2 separate regions of the Homo sapiens genome follow, and region 2 is linked to region 1. A link is a loop called in an ENCODE intact Hi-C map of the cell type or tissue named here. Cell type or tissue: endothelial cell of umbilical vein. All regions are shown on one strand. Each heading gives the region's core, and the rest is flanking DNA. Links, peaks and the distances in the headings are about the cores only. Region 1 has its middle 4.2 kb from the start of SRSF12. Region 2 has its middle 26 kb from the start of GABRR1.

The links. Peaks named below come from ENCODE experiments on the same cell type or tissue, not always from the same donor. Only the 100,000 strongest peaks of a DNase experiment are listed, where the experiment ranks them.
Region 2: a loop joins it to region 1, with 17 times the contacts of the local background. A loop is called at or near these places in 76 of 110 quality-filtered maps.

The regions. Positions count from the first base shown.
Region 1 is chr6:89,118,076-89,126,414 of GRCh38, forward strand. It overlaps a transcript of PM20D2 not described here. Among named protein-coding and RNA genes, the nearest start is that of SRSF12, 4.2 kb to the left of the region's middle. RefSeq lists an enhancer at 4,700-4,829. In endothelial cell of umbilical vein, for the core only: no CTCF peak of the experiment used is centred there; a DNase peak (open chromatin) is centred at 4,736; H3K4me3 peaks cover 269 bases; H3K27me3 peaks cover 571 bases.
Region 2 is chr6:89,238,714-89,247,052 of GRCh38, forward strand. No RefSeq gene overlaps it. Among named protein-coding and RNA genes, the nearest start is that of GABRR1, 26 kb to the left of the region's middle. In endothelial cell of umbilical vein, for the core only: CTCF peaks have their summits at 765 (motif pointing right) and 4,053 (motif pointing left); a DNase peak (open chromatin) is centred at 4,068; H3K27me3 peaks cover 1,642 bases.

The DNA.
Region 1 (8,339 bases), core at 73-8,072:
GCACGGGCCGGGGGCGGGGGCGGCGCCGGCGCGGCCCAGGGGCCGCGGGAATTCCGAAGACAGGAGCGCGGCCGTTCCCAGGCCCTATGGGATCCGGGTATGGGGGGTCCTGGAGTGCGACGGGATTTGGGGAGGGGGCGGCGAGGGCCAGTGTATGTCAGGAGGGCGGAGGCCAAGAGGGGGCTTGAGGCCGCGGCGGGGACGCCGGGGGTTAGAGGACCCAGAGGTGGTGGCGGGGCTGCGGCTGGGCGGAGGTGGGGTCAGTGAGAGCCGCTTTCAACCGCGCCCCCGCTCAGCCTCCGCGGCCCTCAGCGCATCGTCCTGAGCGCAGGACCTTGGCAGTTGGTAGGCCTCCTGCCCCTCTGGTCTTGAGCCTTCGGCTTTCCAACTGTGAGGTCTCGGTTTTGTTCGGATTTGTTTTTTTAATAGAGACGGGGTCTCGCTGTGTTGCCCAGGTGGTCTCAAACTCCTGGGCTCAAGCCTCTCCCGCCTCGGCCTTCCAAAGTGCTGGGATTACAGGTGTGAGCCACCGCGCCTGGCCTGTTGGATTTTTAAGTATTATATGATTCTTCATCCTTTATTCACTTGGGGCATAACACTCAGCTGTGAGTACATTCATTCAGATGTTTATTGAGCGTCTACTATGCGCCAGGCACTTAGCGTGGGATATAGCAATGAACAAACAGGCCAAGCCCCGCCCTCTGAGCTTACATTCTAGAGGGGGGACAAACGAATGTACAAATGAATACATGATGTAGAAGACAACAGTTTAAATGCAGGGACAGTTAAGCAAAATTTAAATTACCCTCTCCCTATTCCCCCAAAATGTTGTAGCCCATCCCCTTCTAGTTAGACTCGTCTTCGCCTTGCTCCTGTGGCCGGCAGGCACAGCCTGTTATTCAGGGCTGGGAGTGTAACCAGGCAACTCCTAAGTGTGAAGAGTGCCCCTTTTCGCTCGCAGAAGTGGTAGGCTTTGAAGAATACATGTCGTGGTCACCCTTCTAGCTCACAGCCCTCCCAGAGGCTGTGGAGGTTCCTGGGTCTGCAGCTGTACTGGAACGGTGGCTATTCTTTCATTCAGAAGGGATTGCTCTGGCACTGCAGGCACAGGGCTAGACTGGCACCGTGCCTATTCCCCTAGAGCTTAGAATTTGGTAGGGAGGCAGAATCTAACAATCACACTGGTAAAGATACAAACTATAATACAGGGCTATGAAAAGAACTATATGCTGCTGAGAGCAGGCATTGTGGGATGGTGAGCAAGGCTAGAGGGTCACTTATGTTCCCTGAACAAGTCTTGAAGAGATGGGTAAAGAATGGAGAAGAGTAATTAGTGCAGTGGAACAGCACGTGCAAAGGCTTTGAGGCAATATAGTAAATGAGGCAAAACAGGAGCATGAGGCTGGAGAAGAGTTGGAAAATGAGGCTGGAGAGCAGGCTGGATTCATAATACAAAAGCTTAGAATGCTTACCATGTGTTAGTTGGCTAGGGCTGCCATGACAAAGCACCACAGATTTGGTGGCCCGAAACAACAGAAATTTATTCTCTTGTAGTTCAGAGGCCAGAAGTCTGAAATCCAGGTGTCCGCAGGGCCATCATCTATCTGAAGGCACTCTAGGGGAATCCTCTGTTTCTTCCAGTCTTTGGTGGCCCCACACATGTTTTGGCTGTGGATACATAGATCCAGTCTCCACTTCTGTCTTCACATGGCCTCCTGTCTTTCTCTCTCTCTTTCTCTGTCTCTCTCTCTTTTTATTTTAGATGGAGTCTATGTTGCCTAGGCTGATTTCAAACTCTTAGGCTCAAGTGATCCTCCTGCCTTGGCCTCCCAAAGTTGAGATTACAGGTGTGAGCCACTGTATTAGTCCGTTTTCACACTGCTGATAAAGACATACCCAAGACTGGGGAGGCCTCACAATCATGGTGTAGGGCAAAAGGCACATCTTACATGGTGGCAGACAGAGAATGAGAGCCAAGCGAAAGGGGTTTCCCCTTATAAAACCATCAGATCTCGTGAGACTTATTCACTACCAGGAGAACAGTATGGGGAACTGCCCCCATGATTCAGTTATCTCCCTCTAGGTCCCTCCCACAATACGTGGGAATTATGGGAGCTAACAATTCAAGATGAAATTTGGGTGGGGACAGAGCCAAATGATATCAGCCATCTATCCTATCCAGTTCTATCTCTTATAAGGACATTTGTCGTTGGATTTAGGGCCCACTTGGTTAATTCAGAATGATCTCATCTTGAAATCCTCACTTACATCTGCAAAGATTCTTTTTCCAGATAAGGATACATACCTGGAGATAGGACTTGGACATGTATTTTTGGGGGCCGCCATTCAAACCACTACATTGACTTTGCAAATAAAAAACTTGACCAAAGAAAAGAAACTTGACCTGGTGGGTAGTCACAATTACTCATCCCTGACATACTGTTAAGTGGAGAAAAATCAATTCATGAGACATGTAAACGATTAACCTATTTAGTTAAAAATATATTGGCCAGGCGTGGTGACTCATGCCTGTATCCTGGTGCTGTGGGAGGCCAAGTTGGGAAGATTGCTCCAAGCTAGAAGTTCGTGACCAGCTGGGCAACATAAGAGAATCTCCCCATCTCTACAGAAAATTAAAAAAAAAAAAATTAGCCAACCATGGTGGCACATGCTTGTAGTCCTAGCTGCTCAGGTGGCTGAGGCAAGAGGATTGCTTGAGCCCAGGAGTTGGAGGCTGCAGTGAACTATGTTTGTGCCAGTGCACTGCATTCCAGCATGAGTGACAGAGCAAGACCCTGTCTGTAAATAAATAAATAAATTTATCTGTATGTTCATGTATAAATAGAATTTTTCTATTCTATTTTTACCTATTCAGGTATAGGTATTATACTCTGATACTTGCTTTCTTCTTATCTTTTAGTATTGTCAGATTTTTTTAATGCTTTTTATAAATATAGAAAAAAACCACAAAGCTCTTTACAGTTTGAAAAAAGCTTTTGTAGGAGTATCCAAAAATACTTAGCATGCATGTATGGATAGGGGGTGTTTTTTCTGTTCCTTTTGATGGAAATACCTGAGGAAAGGGTCTTCAACTGTGTAAGGAGTTTCTCTTAGCAACTTGAACTTAAAAGGTAGCTGGAATTGATATAAAATAAGTTGTGGAGCCATAATTATTTATATTACATAAAAACGTATGTTCTTTTTTCCAGATATGATTTGAGGCAGCTAGTGTAAAGTGTAAGAAAGCTGTTTTCTGGTTGGAAGGCCTAAGGAGAGAACATCGTCGGGCACGGCCAACTAAGGAATGTTACAGTCAGCTTGGCCAGTGTCTTGCCCTGGTCCTTAAACCAGTTGAGATGAGTAACTGATGAAGCTGTATTTTGTCTTCCCTTTGGCAGATTAGGATACTTGAAGAGGTAGGGGAAAGGCTTAGGTCAAGAGTAAACACCCTGCCTGTCCCTGGACTCATAAACATATTCATATTTACCCTTTGTTCTAGAACTTAAGTGCCATTTAACAAAAGTATTGCTTTATTGAATCATTGCTTTAAGGCACCAAATGGTACCCTCCAGGCTTAGGAGAGTTAATGTTTTTCTTAAATTGCCTGAGGATTCCCAAGGAGTATACCACTGGCAAATCTGACAACTGTTCCCATAACAAAAGCCTCATTTTTACATGAGAGTTTCATATATTGTTCTTCGAAGTAACTGTTGCTTCCATTACTTTTTATTTAATACATTTAAAAAATTATGATCAATTAAATGCTTTTTAAGTTTTCACCTAAGAGAGACTTTGATTTGAAAATATTTTAGGAAAACCTGTGTCATATCTCATTTAGATATCATCACCTGACTTTTCAAAAGTAAATACATTTTAAACTTTTTCATTGGAATCACGGTTTTATAAAGTGTATTGCAAGAAAAATTCAGAATCTCTTTTCAGTTTTACAAGTCTTTAAAATTAGTAGTCTATGTTGTGTTTAAAATAGAGCCACATGTGAATCTATTTATAATGTTTGGTTGTTTACTCCTGAATCCTGTCTTTGGGGAAATTGCTGATATGACAATAACTTACTGTCATTTAGAATCTAAACACTTAGGACTTTCCTCTTATCTCTACCTACCTGCACATAGTCTGAGCTGACTATCTCTTACATTCTTTTTGTCTCTTAGAAACATCTATTCTGAATGGTACAGGAGAAGCACAAACCTCTCAATATCATCAGTAGATTTGTGGGAGAAGAGTTTGGGTTATTAGTAAAGTTCACAATTCAAGGCTGTCACTATTTCTTCCTAATTACCATGGATAATCAAGAAGTTGAGGCAGGTTTACAATGTTGAGCAATACATACGATATTTGTTATTCTAAAGCAATCTGATAGAGTATGTGGTTGAATAAGCTTTTCTTCCATTTCTTAAATGGCTCAGAATGGGCTAATTATCAGGTCTAATCAAGAAGTCAAATAGTAAAAGACTGATTAATATTTTAACTGCATTAAACAATACATCTGATTAATATCTTAATCAGATTAATTAACTAGTTTTGTTTATTACTGTCATAGTGGATAACTAGAACTAATTGAAAATTAAATTGTATTTAGGTAGGTATTAGTGTCTTGAAATTTGTGTGATTAAAAAGTACCTTGAAGAAACAGTGTCAGGATTAATGAAGTCAACAGAGAATATCATTTTATGTTGTGAACTCACTCTCCAACAGATGGTGCTAGCTTTCCTCTAGTGAGAGCTGCCATGGCCTATCCTTTCTTAAAACAAACCATGAAGAGTGATGTGGGGATTTGTATAGAACACATTGTAAACATTTTTCTATTACCTATGTACTTTGGTTTATAAGACATCATCATTCCACACAATCAGTTGGAGAATCTATGATTGTATCCTTTTATGAATTTGATCTCTTCTGCTATAGCCATAAGAAATCATGTTTTTAAAAAGGTCATTTGTGTGATAATAATGTAACTAGGAGGGATCAAACTAACTTTTTCAGAAAAGTCAACTTAGAAGGCCTGTCACTTTTCCTGTATATTCCCTAAAATGATGTTGGGTATTGAAAATCTTGGGGGGGTGTTTCTTTCTAATTAATTTGCCATTTGCTTAGTGTTGATCTATTGTATGTGAAGCACAGTGCTAGGAACTGGGGATGAAAATAGAAGTTATGCTCCTTAATTCTCAAGGACCTAGTCCATTGTTTCCCAAACTTAAGTCGTTTTCATCCATCCTGTGAGATTTTTGCCATAATGATGTACTTCTTTACCATAATATGTTTACTTTAAATTAGCTCACTTTTATTTAAAAAGAAAGCTCTATCACCAATATTAATTTTTAAAGTTTTATGGACAGAAGGAGAGCCAGGCACAGTTGCTCATGCCTGTAATCTCAGTGCTTTGGGAGGCTGAGACAGGAGGATTGCATAAGGGCAGGAGTTTGAGACTAGTCTGGGCAACATACGATACCTCATCTCTAATAAAAATAAAAACAAATTAGCTGGGCATGGTGGTGTGTGCCTGTAGTCCCAGCTACTCAGGAGGCTGGAGCACAAGAATCTCATGAACCCAAGAGGTGGAGGTTGCAGTGAGCTGAGATCGTGCCACTGCACTCCAGCCTAGGCAACAGAGTGAGACTGTCTCAAAAAAAAAAAAAAAAAAAGGTTTATAGACAGAAGGAGAGCCAGGCACAATGGCTCATGCCTGTAATCCCCGTGCTTTGGGAGGCTGAGGCAGGATGATTGAGGCCAGGAGTTCAAGACTAGTCTGGGCAACATATGATAACTCATCTCTAGTAAAAATAAAAACAAATTAGTTGGGCATGGTGGAGTGTGCCTGTAGTCCCAGCTACTCTGGAGGCTGAGGTGGGAGGATCACTTGAGTCCAGGAGGTTGAGACTGAAGTGAGCTGTGTTCGTGCCACTGCACTCTAGCCTGGGCAATAAAGCAAGATCATGTCTCAAAATAATAATAATAAACAAAACCATGTTGGAAATTCCAGCCGATTACTTTTGTCTGCGCAGGCTCCAAGCCTGCTCTCTCTTATAAAAGGGAAATTAATCACTCAATATAGAGATGTTGAAGACATACTGGCACAAAACTAAAACTTTCTCCCTAATGTAAATATGGAAAGGGCCTAGTCTGGGCAACATACGAAACCTCATCTCTAATAAAAATAAAAACAAAGTAGCTGGGTATGGTGGTGTGTGCCTGTAGTTTTAACTCTCACACTATGCAATTCCACATTTAATGTCTCATCAGTGTAACATATAAAACTAAATAGTACCACCACTGGTGAGTATCTTTAATTTTTGAGAGACGTTCTTGCTAGAGATAGACACGTATGTAAATAAGTCATTATAATATTGTTTCATTAGTGCCACATAAAGGTATTTCGGAGTAGTATGGAGGATATAATGGAAACAGATTAGTTCTCTGGCGGGGAGTACTAGGAGTTATTTTAGAGGAAATCAATGTTTGTGCTATTTATTGGATTAAATTCACCCAGGAATAAAAAAAGCAAAGTGAACTCGATGAGCAAAGGGACATTTGTGGTGAGAGTAGTGTAGTGTTGCTGAACTAGGGGAGAAGGAAGGAAGAATGCTAAAGAGATTGGAATGGAGATTTAGAGCCAAAGTTGTTTTTGTTGTTGCTGTTGTTGTTTTTTTTTTTTTTTTCAATTCGGGGTCTTGCTTTGTTGCCCAGGCTGGAGTGCAGTGGTGCAGTCATGGCTCACTGCAGCCCCAACCTCCTGGACTCAAGCAATCCTCCCACTTCAGCTTCCCAAGTTGCTGGTGCTACAAGTGTGTACCACCATGCCCTGCTAATTTTTAAATTTTTTATAGAGGTAGGTCTTGCTATGTTTCCAGGCTGGTCTCACACTCCTGGCCTCAAGTGATCCTCCTGCCTCAGCCTTCCAAAATGCTGGGGTTACAGGTATGTAACCCCACTGTACCTGGCCCCATCAAGATTTTTTAAGCAGGAGATTAAGATCAGATTTGTGTTTAATAAGGATATTCTGACAAAAATGTGGAGGATGAATTGGAACAGTAGAGACTGGTACAAGCAGATCAGTTAAAAGGGTCTTGTGTGTGATATATTTTCTCTTTTAAAAAGTATTTCTCACCGGGCGCGGTAGCTCACGCCTGTAATCCCAGCACTTTGGCAGGCCGAGGTGGGCGGATCACGAGGTCAGGAGATCGAGACCATCCTGGCTAACACGGTGAAACTCCGTCTCTACTAAAAATACAAAAAATTAGCTGGGTGTGGTGGCAGGCGCCTGTAGTCCCAGCTACTCAGGAGACTGAGGCAGGAGAATGGCGTGAACCTGGGAGGCGGAGGTTGCAGTGAGCCGAGACCGCGCCACTGCACTCCAGCCTGGGTGACAGAGCGAGACTCCGTCTCAAAAAAAAAACCATTTCTCAGCTGGGTGCAGTGGCTCATGCCTGTAACCTCAGAACTTTGGGAGGCCAAGGCAGGTGGATTACCAGAGGTCAAGAGTTCAAGACCAGCCTGACCAAAATGGTGAAACCCCGTCTCTACTAAAAATACAAAAAAATTAGCCGGGCGTGGTGGCGGGTGCCTGTAATCCCAGCTACTCGGGAGGCTGAGGCAGGAGAGTCTCTTGAGCCCAGTAGGCGGACGTTGCAGTGAGCCAAGGTCGCACCATTGCACTCTAGCCTGGGCAACAACAGCAAAACTCTGTCTCAAAAAAAAAAAAAAATTCTCAGCCAGGCACAGTGGCTCATGCCTGTATTCCCAGCACTGTGGGAGGCCCAGACAGGCGGATCACTTGAGGTCAGGAGTCCGAGACCAGCCTGGCCAACATGGCAAAACCCCATCTCTAGTAAAAATACAAAAATTAGTTGGGCATTGGGGTGGGTGCCTGTAGCCCCAGCTACTTGAGAGGCTGAGACAGGAAAATCACTTGAACCTGGGAGGTGGAGGTTGCAGTTAGCTGAGATCATGCCACTACAATGCAGCCGGGGCGACAGAGTGAAACTCTGTCTCAAAAAAAAAAAAAGTAAAGTATTTCTTGGCTGGGCATGGTGTCTCATGCCTGTAGTATCAGCACTTTGGGAGGCCAAGGCAGGAGGATGGCTTGAGCCCAGAAGTTGGAGACCAACCTGGGCAACAAAGTGAGACCCCGTCTCTACAAAAAATTAAAAAGTTAGCCAGGTGTGGTGACACGCATCTGTAGTCCCAGCTACTGGGGAGGCTGAGGTGGGAGGATCACTTGAGCCTGTGAAGTTAAGACTGCAGTGAGCCATGATTGCACCACGGCATTCCAGGCTGAGGGACATAGAAAGACCTGTCTTAAAAAAAAAAGGCCTGGCATG
Region 2 (8,339 bases), core at 99-8,098, 120 kb after region 1:
CATGAAAATGGAATATCTCTCCATTTATTTAAACTTTTTTATTTATTTCGCTACACAAATAAGTGAATTAATAAGTACTGCCACTAAGACTTCATGTTTGGAATTATTTATGTAATGTTAAGAGCCTGAGTCATACCATGGAATTTTCCTATTTTCAATATTCTCTTCTAATGAATAATTAAAGATGTTAACTTAACATTTTTGAGCACCCACCTCCAATAGATAACTTGAATGAGTCTACTTCTCCAATTATGTTGCCACCACTCTCATCCAGCCCCCATCAACTCTCCCCTTGACCACTGCAATAGCTTCCTAAAAGCTTCAACTCCAAGTCCACCCTTTTTTATTTATTTATTTTTATTTTTTGAGGCAGGGTCCAGGCTGGAGCGCAGTGGTGTAATCACCACTCACTGCAGCCTCAATCTCCTGGGCTTAAGCGATTCTCCCACTTCGGCCTCCTGAGTAGCTGGGACTATAAGCATGCACCTTCATGCCCAGCTAATTTGTTATATTTTTTGTAGAGACAGGGTTTCACTATGTTGCCCAGGCTGGTCTTGAATTCATAGTCTCAAGCAATCCTCCTACTTTGACCTCTCAAAGTGCTAGGATTACAGACATGAGCCACCACACCTGGCCACCAAGTCCACCCTTGATCCCAGTGCCAGTTATCCACTTATTTGCTCTTATCCTCAAGCCCACCTTTCTTTGCCCTACTGTATAATACTTGAACTGACTCTATAAACCACATTTCTACTTTGCCAGTCAATACAATGCTGGGTGCTGCCAGTAGAGGGTGCAGGATGAAGTCTACAAGCCTGGAAGAGGGAGAAAAGAATCTTTTTTTCTATTTTTTTTTTTTTTTTTTTTTTAGTGGCAGGAAGGGGCACAGTGTGCAGCTATTTCCTGTGGTGTTCTTCAAAGCAGCTGAGGTCCTTATGGTTCCAGCAAGCAGCCCCCTGCAAGTTTCTTCTTCCCCGCAGTGGTGAATAGCGTGTTCCTGCAGGAGTCACGCCTTCCCATCAGAGCATTGATCACAGACCTTACAGGACCTCCTCCAGATTTCCAAGTTCCTTCCTTGTTCTTCTCTCAGCCCTACAGGTGTTCTCTGCAGTTGTTCCCTCTTCTACACCTTTTAAAAGTTATCTACCTTGTGCATAGTTAACAACTCCTTCTATCAAATGTTCTCTATTGAAGTCACTCCACTGGTTTCTGCCTCTCCACTAGATCTTGACTAGGCTCCCTATTTTATTCTCCCCAAAATACACTCTTTATTTTATTCTCCAGAGAGTAGCCAGAGTGACTTATTTTTTCATTTGGGTCCCACTGATTAAGAGAATGAAAAATAGGCTCTAAGATGCATGAATCTCCATTCCCTGCTGATACATTTCTGTGGTTTCCCAATGCACTTGGAATAAAAGCTAAACTCTATCTTAGCCTCAAGACCTCTATCCAACTTCCCAAATTTATCTGACTTTCTTGTCCTATCTCACAGTACTCCGACACTGTGCTAGATGTGATGGTTTCCTGCTGGGATGGTTGGTTTAATGTGTCAACTTGGCTAGGTCATAGTACCCAGTTATTTAATCAAACACTAACATGGATCTAGCTGTGAAAGTATTGTGTAGATGTGGTTAGCATCTACAATCAGTTGACTTTAGGTAGAAGGAGATTACCCTCAATTATGTGTGTGGGCCTTAGCCAATCAGTTCGAAAGCCTTAAACGCAACAAAACTGAGGTTTCCTGGGCGAGGAAATTCTGCCTTAAGACTACAGCAATAGCCGGGAACAGTGGCTCACGCCTGTAATCCCAGCACTTTGGGATGCCGAGGCGGGTGGATCACGAGGTCAGGAGATCGAGACCGTCCTGGCTAACACCATGAAACCCTGTCTGTACTAAAAATACAAAAAATTAGCCAGGCATGGTGGTGGGCGCCTGTAGTCCCAGCTACCCGGGAGGCTGAGGCAGGAGAATGGCGTGAACCTGGGAGGCAGAGCTTGCAGTGAGCTGAGATAGTGCCGCTGCACTCCAACCTGGGTGACAGAGTGAGACTCTGTCTCAAAAAAAAAAAAGAAAGTATTACAGCAATAGCCCAAGAGTTGTAGCCTACTGGCCTGGCCTGCAAATTTCACACTTGCCAGCTCCTAAAATCACATAAGCAATTCCTTGAAATAAATAAGCAAATAAAGTAGGATATATAGCATATATAATGTATATGATTTTATATACATATACATACAACCTACATATGATGCTATACCTGGGCACCTCAGACTAGCCCTGGGGGCCTGCCTGGAGCTCTGCTCCCCACTTTGCTGGCTTGGCTTTGCTCATTCTTTAAATCTCAACCAAAGCTCTCCCTGACTGTTCTACCTAAGTAGATTTTACATCTGTTATTTGCTGTCACTTCAATTTGTTCTTTTCCTTTGAAGCATGTCTAACTACTTTTTTATTGTTGGTCTCCCCAAGGCTTTAATAATCAATGAGACATATTTATTTTGCTCACCACTTAGAACCTTGCCTGGCTTACAGTAGGTGTTCAATAAATATTTAACGAATGAATAAATTAACCTATCAAATGCCTAAAGCTTTTATTTCCTAAAAAGGAAATGCATAAATACATTTAAATTTTTTCTGAGTTTAATTCTGAAGTATTTTCAAAATATAGGAAACAATTTCAGATGTCCATATATTCCTACATTTTAGGAAAAACGTCAACAAGGGTTGAAATAAAAAGTATTTCTGATTAGCATTGATTTCATTTTTAAAAACCCAATACCATAATTGCCCCAATTTTTCTCACCTTGAAAAGTCTATCTAAACCCAAACCATTATGTGAAGCTCATCTCCTCCATAAAATAACCTCTCCTGACCACAGTAGCTCACTGGGAGCTCTCTTTGTCCATGTACCAGTGGTATTTATTTTGTACCACATGACTTTAGGGTTTAATTATTTGCTGCCTAAAATATTTGGCTACTGTTTCACATATTCCTTGTTAGTCCTCTTTCTCAAAGGACAATCTAAATGGCATCACTGTATTTTATTCATCTTTTTATTACAGTCAGCACCCAGAATAACACTTTGTACACTATTGGATGAAAAATTACATTTCTTTTTGAGTTCTTATTTCTCACCATTTTTTGTTTTTGAAACGGAGTTTCGCTATTGTTACCCAGGCTGGAATGCAATGGGCATGATCTCGGCTCACTGCAACCTCCACCTCCCGGGTTCAAGCGATTCTCCTGCCTCAGCCTCCCAAGTAGCTGGGATTACAAGCGCCCACCACCACACTTGGCTAATTTTTTTGTATTTTTAGTAGAGATAGGGTTTCACCACATTGGCCAGGCTGGTCTTGAACTCCTGACCTCAGGTGATCCACCTCCCTTGGCCTCCCAAAGTGTTGGGATTACAGGCGTGAGCCACTGCACCCGGCCTATTTCTCATTGTTGATCAAATAATAAACATCTCCTGCTTAAAGGCCTGGCTCACAAAAACCCACAAATAATAAATGTCTTACAACTACTCAGACCAATTATCTGGTGACTCTCTGAGCAATCCATTAAATACTTGACCAAAATCCTTCTTAGGAAGTTGGGCACTTTAGTCTCCTTCCAATGAGGCAACCCCTACTTCTTACTTTTGCTAGCTCTTTCCACCAGGAGCCATAAGTGATTTTTAAAATGTAATCTCCAGTTTAAATTAGAGGTTATAAATATGAACTATCAATGAAGAGTCAGTAAGAATATATAACGTGCCTTGACTGCTGTTTCCAAATGCCCTAGTGGCTTTTGTGATCAAGAGACACAAACTCATTTTGGAAGCATAGCTGAATTTGTAATGGCCTTCAGCCATGTACTTTCTCCACCAAGGGGCATTAAAATCATGACTACCATGATTTGATGGAAAAGGGAAGGAAGGAAGGAGGGAAGGAAGGAAGGAAGGAAGGAAGGAAGGCAGGCAGGCAGGCAGGCAGGCAGGCATGCTCTTCATATTGTAAACCTTTAAATTAAAATGCATATCCTGTGGGAAAGTGCAGTCCTGTCTCCCTCTGCTGGAATCATAGTAAAAATTGTTTAAGGCAACCTTTTCTTCATTTCCAAGCCTGCCTTTGATTGAAATCCATAGGCTTCTAGGCTCAAATACAGACTCACAAGAAGTCCCCAGGCTTCTTTTTGATCAAATTCGATATGCTTGTCAGGTTTCAGGGACGTCACTAGGGGCAGATGTGGTGGTGAAAAAAGGAAATGTTGTGAGATCAATTAGGCTTAAAGCCACGGTGGCAGTAAGAAGCCCTTCATGGGGGCTGCTAGGATGGAAGAGGTGTGTGGAAATGGGGTCCCCTCAGCATGTTGTCTGAGGACTGAATACAAAATGCAAGGACTTCTTTTGTTGTGCCCCCCAGCAAATCCAACTGCCTTGGAATAATAATAGTTTGCAATTGAATGGTGCTTTGGCATTTACAAAACATTTTCACATCAGTGATTTCATTTGGCCCCAAGAACAAGCCCTTGAAGTAGGCATAGCAGGTTACTACCTCCACTTCCTTGAGGAAGCACCTGAGGCCCAGAAACATAAAGTCATTTGCCCCAGGACACATGATTAATAGATAGGAAAACCTGTGCTTTTGATCCCGGGCTTGGGCTTTTTTGTGAGCTCTGTCCTCTCCTGCCCCTTCCTGAAATGGCTGATCTGTAAAATGATTTTATTTGTGACACATTCTCCTTATTTACCATGTTGCCCAACAGGACATTGTGATGACAACTCAGATCTTTTAGTTAATTAATTCCAGATTCTTCCCTGCTAATTAGAGGAGCTGATTCATTGGAATGAAATAGAGGCTTGGGGGGATGACAAGAATAAATTCTTTGAATGAGAAGCCACATTAGAAACTGTCAACTCTTGAAGAAAAGAAAGAGTGTGATTTAATTTTGTGATAAAATACACAACACACTTAAATTGAACTCATGAGTAAAGATACAATAGGAAGAACAACATAACACAAGTTGTGTGATTTAATGTATTACTATTTAACTTTTTTCAGCATGTGATTGTCTTGACTCACAGAGTAACTTTGATTGCATATAATTTCTTAAAATAAGTTAATATAAATTTCACTGTCTTTTAATCTATTGAAAAATGAAAACAAAATAAGCTTCAGAGTGTTTTCATTCATCTTCATTTTTTTTTTTTTTTCAGATTATTTGGTTCTTTGCTTTAAGGGAAAGAGAAAACACGGGCTCTTTATGAACCAGTGGAACTAATTTTTGTGGACTTCTGCCTTGTGAGGCTTAGGGCTGGGCTTTCCCTAGGTTATGCTTTCCCTAGGGGCTTCTGAAGTCACCATGAATCTTGCTCCATAACCTGGGCCCAGGAGAACATCCAGGGCAGCTTGGATGTGACTATAAATCACAGGTTTGTGGGGATTGCAGCTGATCGTTGATGGCATGAACTTACCTTAGGCATCTTTAAGAATCATGACTATTTTAGGTGGGATAGATGTTGGGGCTCCTCTAAGTTAATCTACCTCATTTACCAACAGCGAACTCATTCAGATGGGTTATTCAGTGTTGTTTGCTTTCCCCAAGTGGCTATAAAGTTGTAGGAGCTTCTTGTTTTTTATTAGTACCATTTAGGTACAACTGGTAATTTCCTGTCCCTTTCAGTCAATGCTGGAGATGGAGCCAGCCGATCTCTAGTGATGTGGTCTTTGGGGCTGTGACCTCTGCTTCTAACTGTTCTGTAGAAAATGCTAAAGTTGGCAATGCAGGTGGTTTTCTCAGTTGGTTCTTCTTGAGTTGAATATTCAGTAGTTTCTGGAGTTGCTGAGTGAAATTTCACCTAATTTAGAATTTCCATAGCTCATGCTCTGAAACCTCAGTAATCGGGACATGCAACTTTTAGAAAACCAGAATTATTTTGCTTAAAAAATGTTTTGCTTTCTGGTCAATTTACAGGTGTTAACTAGTGGTCCCTAGTTGTTTTAAAATAGAAAAGAAGGAAATAGTGCTCTCTCCATCCCCACGTGTCCCTACCCAGTCATGCAAGGTACCTCTCCAGTCTGGTTACCATAGCCTCTCAGGCAAAAGGAGGCAAAGCCTGAGGCACCAGAGAAGTCTGTAAGGAGCAAGGCCAAACTGTCCAGGCAGTGAGGACAGAGATTGACCTTGGATATGGGAATGCTTCCTTCTTAGCAATCAAAGCCAAAGGGTATTTCCCACCTCAGTTGAACACCATGTTGCACGTCCTGGGAAAGACAGCCTCATACAGGAGCTCATGAGATCTGCTCTATCAGGTTGGCGGTTCTAGTTGTCCCATAAATACAAAGATTGGTATAGTGTGCACGAAGCATATGGCTTACCCAGCCATCTCATTACAAACCTCTAGAAGACCAAAATGGAAAATCATTAACATTTTATGCAAAGTTTCAGCATCTTCTGTTATTTCTAATGGGTAACACTCCAAAGAATTTGAAGATAGCACAATCCTCCCACAAGTAAGCAAAGGCTGTGGATGGAGAGAGTTACTATAATGTAGGGATGCTACTCAGAGGTACGACAACATCTTCTTAGAAAGACAGACAGCACAATAGTAGCAGCTCAGACTTCAGCCAGTTCTGTCTGTGTTCAAATCCCAGCTTGGCCATTTATACCTGCGTGGACTCTGGAAGGGAAACCTGTCCACGCCTCAAGTTCCTCATTGTGAAACTGGATGATAGCAATAATACTTACTTCTTAAGGAGGTAAACAAGTTAATAAATGTAAAATGCTTAGAATCATGCATTACATGGGTAAAATGTTTGCAGTGGGCTAAATGTTTGTGTCTGCCCCCAACCAAATTCTAGGCTGAAACCCAAATTCTCAATGTAATGGTATTTGGAGGCAGGACCCTTTGGGAGGTGATTAAGTCGTGAGGATGGAATCCTCACAGGTGGGATTGATGTCCTTATAAGAAGAGACATGAGAGAGATGATCTCTCTCTGCTTGCCTCCAAGTGAGGATATTGCTAACCAAGAAGAGAGCCTTCACCACACACTGAATCAGCCAGGGCCTTGATCTTGGACTCCCCAGCCTCCAGGACTATGAGAAACAAGTGTTCATTGTTTAAGCCACCCAGTTGATGGTATTGTGTTATAGCAGCCTGAACAGACTAAGATGAAGTTCTACAACAGTTGCTCAAGGGAAAACTGTGTGAATTTATCGTAGACAACATCACCACTTTGCACTTATACAGGACTTTAAGCTGACAAGTGCATTCCCATGCATTCACTCATTTGCTTCTCACAACTCTGTGAGTTAGGCAAGGTAGGAGTCAGCACCTCCATTTTACACATAAGGAAACAGAGTCCGGGAATTTTCTCCACTGTAAAATGGAGACATCAACAGCCCACCAGGAGCAACTCATCTACAAATTGTAAACATGAATTTTCAAACCAAGCCTATTTTCTTCATTTGATTGAATATTGGTAGATAACTTTTAAAAACTGCATGAACTTGTATTTTTTTGCTTCATCTTGGCAACTTCTTCCACAAATTCTTCACTTGAACTTCACAAAGGGTCTAGTTGTATATTCACCACCCCTGAGCTTCGTTCACGAGTAACTATCTTAGATGAGCATGTTTCTGTGCTAAGACATGCACAACTCACATAACACCTTCAGGATTTTATAAGATTAAACGTACGCCTGACTTAGGTATGACACCAAAAGCACAATCAACCAAAGAAACAGCAGATAAGCTGGACTTCACTGAAATTTAAAATTTTGCTGCTTCAACAGACACCATCAAGAAAGTGAAAAGACAACCAACTGACTGGGAAAAAATATTTACAAAGCGTATATCTGATAAGTATCTGATAATTATATCTAGAATACATAAAGAACCCCTACAACCCAATAATTAAAGACAACCAAACTTAAAAATGGGCAATCCGAATAGACATTTCTCCAAAGAAAATATACAAACAGCCAATAAGCTTATGAGAAGATGCTCAACATCATTAACAATCAGGGAAATGCAAATCGAAACCACAATGAGATACCACTTCATACCCATTAGAGTGGCTATAATAAAAGACAGACAGTAGTAAGTGTTGATGAAGATTCAGATAAATTGGAAGCCTCATCAATTGCTTGTAGGAATGTAAAATGGTCCACACTTTAGCAAATAGTCTGCTCCTCAAAAAGTTAAATATAGAGTTACCATATGACCCAGCAATTCCACTCTTAGATTTATTCCCAGGAGAAATGAAAAAATATGTCTACACAAAAACATGTACACAAATGTTCATGGCAGCATGATTCATAATAGCCAAAAATAAAAACAAACCAAATATCATAAATAA